2 separate regions of the Homo sapiens genome follow, and region 2 is linked to region 1. Evidence: chromatin contacts called from ENCODE Hi-C data. All regions are on one chromosome and are shown on one strand. Each heading gives the region's core, a stretch centred on a gene start or an enhancer-like site at or near the end of the contact. The rest is flanking DNA. Distances are from core to core; before and after follow the strand shown. Region 1 holds the start of GATA5 (GATA binding protein 5). Region 2 holds the start of BHLHE23 (basic helix-loop-helix family member e23).

The links. Hi-C counts contacts between places; a loop is a spot of excess contacts on that map. Pooled maps may share reads with other maps.
Region 2: a loop to region 1 is called in a pooled map, with 9 times the contacts of the local background. The contact joins the promoter of BHLHE23 here to the promoter of GATA5 in region 1. A Hi-C loop is called at or near these places in 1 of 168 maps with a recorded cell type or tissue (lower leg skin), 1 of 37 single-sample maps with no recorded cell type and 5 of 50 pooled maps.

What each region holds. Positions count from the first base shown.
Region 1 is chr20:62,473,675-62,479,736 of GRCh38, reverse strand. GATA5 (GATA binding protein 5) reads left to right here and starts at 3,742. Exons shown (of 7, transcript NM_080473.5): 1 at 3,742-3,807; 2 at 4,195-4,738. The coding sequence starts at 4,216. RefSeq lists an enhancer at 5,474-6,062.
Region 2 is chr20:63,002,628-63,008,689 of GRCh38, reverse strand. It overlaps BHLHE23 (basic helix-loop-helix family member e23), which reads left to right and starts at 1,726. Exons shown (of 1, transcript NM_080606.4): 1 at 1,726-2,763. The coding sequence starts at 1,916. The coding sequence ends at 2,641. RefSeq lists enhancers at 594-1,301, 1,302-2,007, 4,332-4,845.

The sequences.
Region 1 (6,062 bases), core at 2,493-4,992:
CCCGGGTCAGACGCCCTTAGTACCCAGTCCCACTAATGCCTCCCCAAAGCCACCGTGAGAGGCAGGCACTATCATCACCCCCACCTTACAGAAGAAGCAGCTCACCCAAGGCCACACAGCCCGGAGATGCCAACGCTGAGTCCCAAAGTTCTGACTGTGCCCGCTCGATGCCCTGACCCGCTGTTCCTGAAGCTGTTCTCCTGACTCAGCTTCTGCTAAGGTGACAAGACGGAGGCACACAGCCATCTGACCACACCGCACAATGAGGCACCAGGAAGGGGAGAGCAACGTAGGGGAAGGGACAGGAAGGGACCTGCAAGACGGGCCTTGAAGGATGTGTAGGAGTTTGGCAAGAAGAGAAGAGGGCAAAGGGCCCATTCAGGAAGCAGCATGGGCGGGGTCCAGGGGAGAAGAGGGCTTGCTGCTGGGTGGGGTAGCCTGGTGGACTGGGTCACCTGGCTCAGGGGCCACCTCCTTCCTGAGGGGCCCAGAGCACCGGGAGTGGAGAGCTGCACGGAAGCATGGTTCGTGGGGATCGAGGACGTCGGGGGCACCTGGGTTTTGAGGTTTGAGCCGAGACTCCTCACTTTTTGGCTCAAGTAGAAACAGGTCTGAGAGGGGGTCCAGATACTGTCACAGACAACCCCCACGGATGGGTGCCCACCCCCACCAGTCACTGTGGAGGCAGCTGGATCCACGTGGAAAACACGCCACCAGTGGCTTCTGCTGCTGCTGCAGAGCAGGTGAGCTTGTGACTCGCCTAGCAGGGCACCAAGTGACCAGAACAGCCCCGGACCCCCAGCCCTGTCCTGCCTTGTGTGGGGCGCCGCCTCGGAGGAGCCTTCGAAGGGTAAATTTTCCCTTCCCCGCCCTTCATGGAGGCCCAGGGTTTAATACAAATGTCCATTGTAGATATTTATTAACTCAAGAAAGCAACCAACCACTATCACTCAGAGACTCCCTTCTTTGTTTTAATTGGCTTGTTTAATTGCTAGCTGTGTGGCCTGGGGCAGGTTAGCTCACCTCTCTGCGCTCCATTTCTCCATCTGTATATAGGAATGATAATGTGATCTGTTGCATAAGACTGATGTGAGGACTAAATGGAAATGTCAGGACAAAGCACAGCACCCGGGCAATGTTGGTGTTTCCTATTCAAGAACTTTACAGATTTTATTGCAAGTAAAAAGCACGAATCCCTCCCCGATTCGTCCTGCAGGGTCCCAGGTTTGCTGTGGTTCTTTTCTTGTTCTCTAGACTTTTCTTGGGGTTAGCGGTGGCTCAGCCCCCAGCAGGTCACAAGTGTCCCTTTTTACTTCTCTTCGTTCTTGGTGCTCATGAGGGCTCGGTAACCCGGGCTTTGAGGGCAGAGGGGTCAGAGCTTGGGTCCAACCAGCTTTGCTGCGCTAGAGCCCTCTGCAGCCGCTTGGACTGCACTGCGCCCTCTCGCCCGCACCGAGGCCCCGGCACCTCTCCACCCCTTCGTGGAGTGCACTGCCATCCACAGACAAAGTCTGCACGTGTGGGGTCAAAGAGAGACCCTCGCGGAGACCCAGAGTGCCGGGAGAGCAGAAGGCAGGGGAGTCCACACAGGGCAAGCAGCAACCAGGCTTCTGAGGACAGGAAAGGAGGGAGCATCTGGTGGGAAGCTGGCGAGGAGGGGCTGGGAGCTGGTAAAGGGGTAACGGAAGGTCGCCTAGCTCCCTACCCCAATGGCAGCCGACCCCCACCCCAGCCTGCCGCGCTGCACCCTCTCCTGCACAGGCCTGAACCTGCTGCGGAACCGTCTGTGGGGTCCCAAGTCCACCACAGACCAGGGGCTTCAGCCTGCTGCCTTCCCAGACGCAGGGACCCTGGACGCCTCCACAAGCACCCTGAATCCTTATCTGCTGTGGGCGAAGAGGAAAGGCCAGGAATAAGGGCGCATGTGGGGCACCCCAGCTCTTCCCAGACGGACAGCGCCGGCTGTCCAGACCCCCGTGGGGGGGATCCAGTGACACCCACCCCGACGGCCCCACATCGCCGCCTTCCTGCCTTCCCAGGTCTTCACCCTTCACCAGCGTCCTCTCCGAGCCCTGACTGACAGGAGTTGAGGGCCCGTTTCTGCAAGGAAGAACTTTCATGCGGTGGCTCCCGCCTGTAATCCCAGCACTTTGGGAGGCTGAGGCGGGCGGATCATCTGAGGTCAGGAGCTCGATGAGACCAGCCTGACCAACATGGTGAAACCCCGTCTCTACTAAAAATACAAAAATTAGCCGGGTGTGGTGGCGGGTGCCTGTAGTCCTAGCTACTCAGGAAGCTGAGGCAGGAGAATCGCTTGAACCTGGGAGGCGGTGAGCTGAGATCGCGCCGCTGCACTCCAGCCTGGGAGACAGAGCGAGACTCCGCAAAAGGAAGGAAGGGAGGGAGGGAGGGAGGGAGGGAGGGAGGGAGGAAAGAAAGAAAGAAAGAAAGAAAGAAAGAAAGAAAGAAAGAAAGAAAGAAAGGAAGGAAGGAAGGAAGGAAGGAAGGAAGGAAGAAAGAAAAAAGAACTTTCATGGCCACCACGCCTGGGTCCACCCGGTGTGCTCCGAGAAAGAAAGAAAGAAAGAAAGAAAGAAAAGAAAGAAAGAAAGAAAGAAAGAAAGAAAGAAAGAAAGAAGGAAGGAAGGAAGGAAGGAAGGAAGGAAGGAAGGAAGGAAAGAAAGAAAGAAAGAAAGAAAGGAAGGAAGAAAGAAAAAAGAACTTTCATGGCCGCCAAGCCTGGGTCCACCCGGTGTGCTCCGAGAAAGAAAAAAGAAAGAAAGAAAGAAAAGAAAGAAAGAAAGAAAGAAAGAAAGAAAGAAAGAAAGAAAGAAAGAAAGAAAGAAAGAAAAAAAGAAAAAAAGAACTTTCATGGCCGCCAAGCCTGGGTCCACCCGGTGTGCTCCGAGCCCGCCGTTCCGTTTCCCGCAACCTGCGGAGCTGCTCCGCGGCAGCGGCGCCTCCATGCAGCCCTCACCGGGAGTGCGAGCGGGACACGGTTCCCTGACCTGGGTCGCCTCCTACCCACACGCATTTCTGGCGCCTGGAGGAAACTCTTCCCGAGTCCCCGAGAGCCGGCTGAGAGCCCCACCGGGGTTGGGGCCTTCGAGCCTGGCACCCAGATCGGGCCTTAGAGGCTGGACCCTGCCCACCTCCCACTGGGACCCCGAGCCTTGTGGCCCCGCTTGCTCAGAAACCGAGGAAATCGCGGGGCTCCCGCCAGTGCACCCCGTCCCAGTCCAGCGACCCGAGCCGGCCGTCCCTATGGAAGCCGGTTCCCTGCACCGAGCCCCGGGTGCGGCCACGCAACGAGGGGGCCCACGGGGTTCCACCGCCGCGTGTCCATCGGTGAGCGGGGCCGGGATCACCGACTCAGCCACCAGACACGGAGCCCGTCTTTAGGCCAGCCTTCGGCGGGGGCCGGGGCAGGGAGGCAGAGGGCTCGGGACTCGCACAAACTTGGAGAAGTCTCTGCGCCCGACTCCCCGGGGCCCACGAAGCCCTCGGCCCGCCCGTCTAGCTGCACTGGTCCGGGCTCCGCGCTGGCCGCCCCGTGTCGTGCGTCCTTGTCGCCAAGCCCCGCGAGCAGGGCCTGCCAGGGTCACGTGGCTCTACGGCCGGAGCCCCAGCGCTGACCCTGCGGGGAAGAAGGGGCGGGCGCGGGGAGGGAAGGGGCGGCGCGGCGGGGGCGGGCCGGGGCGGCGCGGAGGGGGCTGCGGAGCCTCAGCGGCCCGGGCTTCCAGTCTTCGGCCCGCCGGTCGCCGACCCACCGCCACCGCCGTGCCCTGCCGCCCTCCCTGCCCGCTGGTGAGTGCTCCAGCCCGGGCTGCAGCCGCGCGCCCCTCCCCACCCGGCCCCTCCCAGCGCGGCGGGGCCCCGCTCTCCAGGCCCTGCGTCCTGCGGCCGCGCCAGGCCCGTCCTTCCCAGGCCCCCACCGAGCTCACCCCGGGGACCTCCGAAGCCCGGTCGGGGAGGAGGTGGGCTCGGCGTTGTGACTGCCCCGGGGATGACGCGCTGGCCTCTCCCATCCCCGCGGTTCCTCTCCCTCGGGTTCGGGGACCCGCCCCGCGAACGTCCCGGGCTGGGGACTGGGAAGCGCTGCCCGAAGCGGCGGCACCTGCCCGGCATAAGCTCGGGCGCTGGCGGAGGGCGCAGAGCTCCCGTGACCTCCACACCTGTCCCTCTTCCCTGCAGGTCAAGACCACGCCTGGGAGGATGTACCAGAGCCTGGCGCTGGCCGCGAGCCCCCGCCAGGCCGCCTACGCCGACTCGGGCTCCTTCCTGCACGCTCCGGGCGCCGGCTCTCCGATGTTTGTGCCGCCGGCGCGCGTCCCCTCGATGCTGTCCTACCTGTCCGGGTGTGAGCCGAGCCCGCAGCCCCCCGAGCTCGCTGCGCGCCCCGGCTGGGCGCAGACAGCCACCGCGGATTCGTCGGCCTTCGGCCCGGGCAGTCCGCACCCCCCAGCCGCGCACCCGCCCGGGGCCACCGCCTTCCCTTTCGCGCACAGCCCCTCGGGGCCCGGCAGCGGCGGCAGCGCGGGGGGCCGAGACGGCAGTGCCTACCAGGGCGCGCTGTTGCCTCGAGAACAGTTCGCGGCCCCGCTTGGGCGGCCGGTGGGGACCTCGTACTCCGCCACCTACCCGGCCTACGTGAGCCCCGACGTGGCCCAGTCCTGGACTGCCGGGCCCTTCGATGGCAGCGTCCTGCACGGCCTCCCAGGCCGCAGGCCCACCTTCGGTGAGTGCGGGGGCTCCACAGTCTCGGGGCCCAGGAGCGGCCGAATCCGGGTGCAAACCCGCACCCTGCGAAACGCTCCCCTCATCCTCCCCCACGGTCCGAGCCTCCCTGCCAGGAGCGACACCAGCAGCCCCGGGGCGAGACGAGTAAACCTGGGTAACACCCCGCACGGGAAACACCCATCCAGAATTCTGTTTTAACCTGTTAATGAGAAGGAACATCTATTTCCAAACAGCATTCCGGATTGTGCCAATGTGGAGCCTCAAAAGTCTTAATCGTTTTTGTTTTTGTTTTTGAAAAGTTTTGGAAACGATTTTTATAAAGCCCAAAACATCGGTTTATTTAAGTGGCCACATTCGTCTCGGTTCTAGGACGTTTACTGATTTTAATTTGAGACCTGGTTTCAGTCGCTTCCCGAGTATCAGTTTGGAGAATCGGATTCTCGGCCTGTGAGGGGAGCGGCTCTTCCCGGTTGCAGCGTAGTCACTTTCTGGCGAAGGCGGCTCCTCTGAGCTCCGCAGGGGCCCATCCCGTCCCTCCGGGACCTTGGAGGCCTCGACACCCAGCTCCGGAGCTGCCTTTGGGACCCCGCCGGCCCTTTGGCGCAGGAAGCGGGCGCAGCGGCATCCGCAGGACCCCTGGCCCCCGCCTCCCTGGACAGCCCGGCTGCTGGCGCCCACCCCCGGCGGGGCGATGATTGATCCCTGCCCCACCCCCACTCGGCGCCCGGGCCTCCCTCGCGCCGGCGCCGGGCCGGGCCTGGAGGGGACCAGGAAGACCTCCACCCCCAGCCGCACAGTGTGCGAAGCCCGGCCCCAGGGGGCTGTGAGGCGGGGCTGGCCTTCTAAAGGAAGGACACTGGTTGCGACCACAGCCAAGCTGACAGAAGGCACCTCCTCCACCCTCCCAACCCCCCACCCCTGTCATGGACCCGCTTTGCAGAACAGGAGGACAGCGGGGTTAGCGTTCCCAGGAGAGCCCAGGGGCGCCCAAGAGTGTCTGCCAGATAAAGCCCCTTCATCCCTCCCCTGCCAGTGTAGACACCACTTCATCCACCTCCCCCGCCAGTGTAGACACCCTGCTTTCCCAGCAGGTCAAACAGGCAGAGGCCAGTGCTGGCCCCCGGTCCCGGAGCCGGGAGTCCCAGGTGTCTGTCTTCAGGTTCTGTTTATTAACACCCCATCCTCGAAAAACCAACCCTAGCGAATTTTATCGTATGTGAATTAAAAATTTAAAAATAAGATGAAGTAAGCAAATAAATTTTAAAATAAAATACATCTAAGGCACAAGATTTGTGCCTTAAGTTTATTCGTCTGACGAAAGC
Region 2 (6,062 bases), core at 477-2,976, 530 kb before region 1:
GCCCCGCAGCCCCGGACCGCACCGGCAGCAGTGCCAGAGTGGCTCTCCGAATGGCCACGGCGCCTTTCTTCCCATAAAGACCAAACTCCCCGCGTGATTCAAACTGTCCCACAGGCCTGGTCCCGCCCCTCTATCTCCTGGCCCCACCCGGGCCCCTCACTGCCCTTCCCTGTGCCAGGCCTCCTCCGGCCACCTGAATGCTCCCCCGACCCCGGCCCGTGGCCACAATGACACCCACTCACCCTTCAGACCCAGGCCCAAACACAGCGGCCTCCTCCACACCAGGTATCCTCAATTCCCGGTCTGTGCATCAGCCCCGAAGGCGGGGTGGGGTCCCAGGACAGCGCCTCAGACAGACGCTTCCATCCTCGGGGCCCCTGCGCTCCTGGCGGGCGTGTGCTGGGGGTGAGGCCGGTGCTGCAGGACGCGCAGCCAGACAGGCCGCCAGCCCGGCAGAGGCTGCCTCAGACCCATTCCCCTCCGCCAGGACAAAGGCCTGAGTTTCCCACGGAGACTTATCCATGCATCTGTCTCCTCACACCCCGCACCTGGCAGGGAACCACCGGACAGGCCGGTCACTGCTGCGTTCCCAGAACCTTCCAGACAGCACATCCGCCCCACACACGTGCAGCTCCCACTCCCCTCCCGGGGCTGCGCACACTGCCCCATCGCTGTGGCTCCTCCTGGGGCGGAGCCTGGAGAACAGGGAGGGTATGCGGCCCTTCCCAGGTCACACAGAAGGGCCCGACGGGCCGCTCCACCTCGTGCCATAGGCCAGGGTGGCCCAGTCTCCCACCCAAGCCAGGACCGGAGAAGCCACTATCCCTCAGCACACTCTAGCCTCAGCACTCGGCCGGGCCTCCAGGCAGGTTCCCACCTGGGAGAAGGGCTGGGGTTCTGGCCTTCATGCGGGGTTGGAAGAGGACTGAAAAGGCGAGTCCGAGGCTGGCCACATTCCCATCCAGTGTGGCTGGACCCCAGGGGTTCGGAGGCTCCGGGAAAGCCCACCAAGCCTCACGCGTTTCGCTGATAGATGCCCAGGAAGCGGCTGGCAGGGAAGAGGCGGTCCTGCAGCTCACAGAGCTCCCCTCCCACCCCCGGGGAGCCCCAGGCCGCGCTGCCCTCCACCTTCCCGCCCTCCCCGGCCTGCAACGCTCGTGGCGTTTTTCAACAGGTTCTAGAAACTCCCTCTCACTCTGCCCCTCAAGCCTGGCCACAGGGCGCCCCGAGCAGGGAGTGTGCGGGCTCCGGGTACACGCTGCGCCGCGGCTGCACCAGAGCGCCCACGACCCTGACCCCGACCCGAAGCGGCCCCTCAGCGGGACAGGGTGTTGGCGCTGGCGCTGCTGCTATTGCGGCGCGCCCCCCCGCTCTGGCCCCTGCGTGTCGCCAGGGACTCTTGCGCTAGGGTCAGACTCAAAGACGGACCGAGGCGGGTGCCCACCTGGGACGCGTGCGTTTGGTGGCGGAATCCCCGGGGCGGCCGGAGGCGGCGGCCGGGGAGTCGAGAAGCAAGTACTAGCGCTCCAGGACCGCGCGCGCCGCCCCGCGCCGCCCCGCGCCGCCCCTCGGTCCAGAGCCCCCACCCCCGGCCTGTGAGCCTGCGGCGCTGGTGGAGCCCGGCTCCAGGAAGAGGAGCTCACCCGGTCCCCCCTGATTGGACAGCAGCGAGGTCCCACCGGGCGCCTCCGCGGCTTAAAACCGAAGCGGGGGCGAGGGGGAGGTAGAGCCCGCCCCCTGCGCGTCGCGGCTGGGAGGGAGAGGAGGTGGGAGAGAAGGAAGAGGCGGAGGAGGCAGCGGGCGCCGAGGCTCTGGGACCCGCAGGCAAGCCAGACCGACGCGCAGAGCCGGGAGCCTCATCGCAGCGGCAGCGGCAGCGGCGGGCTCGGGCCGGCCTCGGGGGCTGCTCACCCACATGAGCATCCGCCCACCCGGCGAGCCCCCGAGCCCAGGCGGCGCGGCCATGGCCGAGCTCAAGTCGCTGTCGGGGGACGCGTACCTGGCACTAAGCCACGGCTACGCGGCGGCGGCTGCGGGTCTCGCCTACGGGGCGGCGCGAGAACCCGAAGCGGCCCGCGGCTACGGCACTCCGGGCCCGGGCGGCGACCTCCCCGCGGCGCCTGCACCTCGCGCCCCAGCTCAGGCGGCGGAGAGCAGCGGCGAACAGAGCGGGGACGAGGACGACGCCTTCGAGCAGCGGCGGCGGCGGCGCGGGCCAGGGAGCGCGGCGGACGGGCGGCGGCGGCCGCGAGAGCAGCGGTCTCTGCGGCTCAGCATCAACGCGCGCGAGCGGCGGCGCATGCACGACCTAAACGACGCGCTGGACGGGCTGCGAGCCGTCATCCCCTACGCGCACAGCCCGTCGGTGCGCAAGCTCTCCAAGATCGCCACGCTGCTGCTCGCCAAGAACTATATCCTCATGCAGGCGCAGGCCCTGGACGAGATGCGGCGCCTGGTGGCCTTCCTCAACCAGGGCCAGGGCCTGGCCGCGCCCGTAAACGCCGCGCCCTTGACGCCCTTCGGCCAGGCCACTGTGTGCCCCTTCTCCGCAGGCGCCGCCCTGGGGCCCTGCCCTGACAAGTGCGCCGCCTTCTCCGGGACGCCCTCCGCGCTTTGCAAACACTGTCACGAGAAGCCGTGACCGCGCGGGCCCCCGGCCCTCCCGCACGCGTCCTCCGATCGCCCCTGTGACTGTCTCTCTGCCCGGACAGGAAAGGCCTGGAGGGACCCTGCAGACCAGGAGGAGGGGGCCCGACTTCGCTTCCAGCCTGTGCGCGGTGGACAGTTTAGCGCAGCGGGAAGCGCCAAGGCCGTCGGGGCGCGGGATTGAGCTCGAGAGCCGGACGCTGGACTCTGCGCCCGGGAACTCGCGGCACCCACTGGGTATTGTCGGGACCCAGCAAGTCTAGGAACGGGGGTGGGTAGAGCATCCTTCGGGCACTGCCGTTCGTCCCCAAAAGAAGACCACCGCGGGGTCCCAGGGCCACGGCGAGGACGGGCACTGGTCAGATTCCGGACAGGCGGTCCTGGCCCCGGGCGCACGAAAGGTGGAGACGAAGAAAAGCCGGACTTACTGGCTCCTGATCCTCTTGCAGTGGGCCTCGCGCTCCCGCTCCAGCCGGCCCTTCGTGCTAAACTGCAGGGCAGTGCTCTGTTCCTGAGGACGCGCGTGGCCGGCACCTCCCACCTCGGTGACTCCGAGACTCCGCAGCCCTGCGGAGAGCCCACGATGGCCGTCTGCAGAGGAGCTGGACCGCGGGCGCAGGAAGACCCCGGGGAAGGCCTTTTCCAAGTAGGAGTTTGTTCTATTTATTTGGGAATTGGACGCCGTCGCCGGCTGCCTCGAAGTCTGAGGAATTTGTCCCCTAAATGTCCCCTGGCCTCCCCCCCCCGCCGCCATCCGCTGCCTGGGACGTCCGCGGGGTGGAGTTGGATGGAGACCGCTTTGCGGGCCCTCTGCCTCGGGGGGCTGCGTGGAGGAGGGTCCTCACAGCCCGCGCCCTACTTAACCCTGACGGTCAGGGGAGGGCCCCGTCTAGCCCTGGTGTCCAGCAAACCCCCTCCCCACCGATCCCCTCTCCCTTCCGAGGGAGGAGGCCGGGCTACGGGTGAGTAAGCTGCTGCGGGCCCCGTGCCCCGCCGGGTGTGAACGGAGATGCGCTGCGCAGTGCCCGTCCTGCGCAGCTCCCAGCTCTGCCACCATCCGGGATCCAGGGAGCCGGGCAGGGTGCCCCCGGGGACCCATCTGTCCGCGCCGGTTTGCGCCCCGCGGCCCCGCCGCAGTATCCGGCTTTATTAACCCAATTTCCTCGGCTGTCGGTAATGCCAAGGGGAGAGGGCCGCCGCCCTGCAACGCGCCTGTCTACAGCGTTTAACTCTGATTAATACATTCCACAGGGCCTTCTGTACTTGCAAAATCAAGTGTATGGTTAAGTCTTATTCATAAAGACATATGCCTAATACTGGTTTCTGCTAATTTCCACTTTTATTTCTTCATTGTCTTTTTTTTTTCCCCTAACAGACTAGTTTATCAGTTTTGCACATTCGAAAAGCTGAGTGCCAGACACCGTTTTTCCCCTTTTAGATAAAGTGGGAAAGCTGGAAACTCAAATGCCCTTCACTTCTAGGGTCATTTCAACGTGATCTTAAATAAATTACCTGCTTATCAGAATTTGAAACAGGGGTGTTTATTCTGGTTAAAATCAGAGACATTGGTACATCATTTATATTCAGAATAAAGCATTTTATTGCCATTTATTTTATAAAAATAATATGGTTAAATTTTAATATCAAGTGAAATAGTGTTCATTTGTAGCTGAATTCACAATAATTTCAATTTTCAGATACTTGTGTCCACTCGAAACCAGAGTCTGAAGAGTCTCTGAGATGCTAAAACTCATCTAAAAGCAACCACTTATTATAGCACATGTGTGAAATCATAAGGAAAAGGGCAGAGGAAAAAAATCTCTCTTTCTCTCTTTGGGTGGAGAATAAGTTTTTGAAAAAACCACTTCACTAATCAAAAATTCTTCCGATTACTTAATTTAAATAAAAATTCAAGTTACATTTAAACTTTTTTGTACATGACAAAGCTGTGTGTCTACTGTTCTACAAACGTCTGCATGCTTCTCACTTGGCCTGAGTGGAGTGGAGTGTTTCGGAGAATTAGCTCGCCTTCTCTGCAGTGGCTGCTCGCGAAGCCACCTGGGCAATCACAGTGTCATCTGGCCTTTCTCAGATTTGCCCAAGGATCTTCTCATTCCAAGACAGCCCTCCACGGCCTGTGTGCCCACATCTGGCAAACAGCAAAGCAGAACCCACGTGGGTGCCTGTGCAAGCCCGTGGCTCCCGAGAAACGTGGGGGGCTGCTCGTCTTTTCTCTGACGGCTGTGCTCCTGCAGGTGTGTTGAGAATGGCTGGGGATCACCGGGAAAGAACTTCACCGTCACCACCCACCAGGAGCCACCCTTCCCCCAACACTCAGGGAGGAACCAAACACGAAAGAGCTTTGCTTCCAGCTGAGCTTTTCAAGACGCTCACTGTGTTGTTTTGTTTTGTTTTGTTTTTTAAGACAGAGTCTCGCTCCATCACGGAGGCTGGAGTGCAGTGGCACCATCTTGGCTTGGCTCACTGCAGCCTCTGCCTTCCGGATTTAAGCGATTCTTCTGCCTCAGCCTCCCTAGTAGGTGGGACTACAGATGTGCGCCACCACGCCTGGCTAATTTTTGTATTTTTTTGTAGAGATGGGGCTTCATCATGTTGGCCAGGCTGGTCTTGAACTCCTAACCTCAAGTGATCTGCCTGCCTCGGCCTCCCAAGTGCTGGGATTATAGGCTGAGCCACCACGTCTGGCTAAGATGCTCACCTTTAGATTCCTTCTAGGTAGAGATGTGCAGGCTGTGGGAGGTGGGAGGCAGCGTCCCCAGAACCGAGGTGTTCACACCACCCCGTGACCAGTGTTGCTGTAGGGAGAGAACGTGGTCATGTGTAGAATTTTACATTTTCAAGTGGCCATATTAAAAAAGGAAATAGAAGCAGATGAAATTATTTTTATTGATAACTTAATACTTATCCCAATACATCCAAAATATCATTTCAGTGTGTCATCCATATTTAAAGTTATTCGATATTTTACTTTCCTGGCACTAAGTCTTCAAGTTCCAGCATGTGTTTAAAGCCCAGCTCAGTTCATACCAGCCATGTTCCAATGCGTTTCAGTGCTCAGTGGCCACGCGTGGTTTGGCAGCCTCGGGTTTTGCAGCTCTCGGCCGTGAAAACACCAAGCACGCAAAGTACTCCTTGCTTCTTTCTCTTTGTTTAATAATAACCAGGAAATGCCTATGGACTTAAGGAGTCCATTCTAGAGCTGGGCAAATAGGAAATGTCCCATCCTTGTTTCTTTTCCAATCCTGATTCATCGAGCCTTTCTCCGGAGTGCGGGCTGGGGCTGGGGCTGTGGCTGGGGCCTGGGCCGGCAGCAGGAAAGGCAGAGGCTGTGCCCACTGAGTCACTGGGTCCACATGCCCCTCCAGCCTCACACGCGCCAACCACACCCAAGCCTA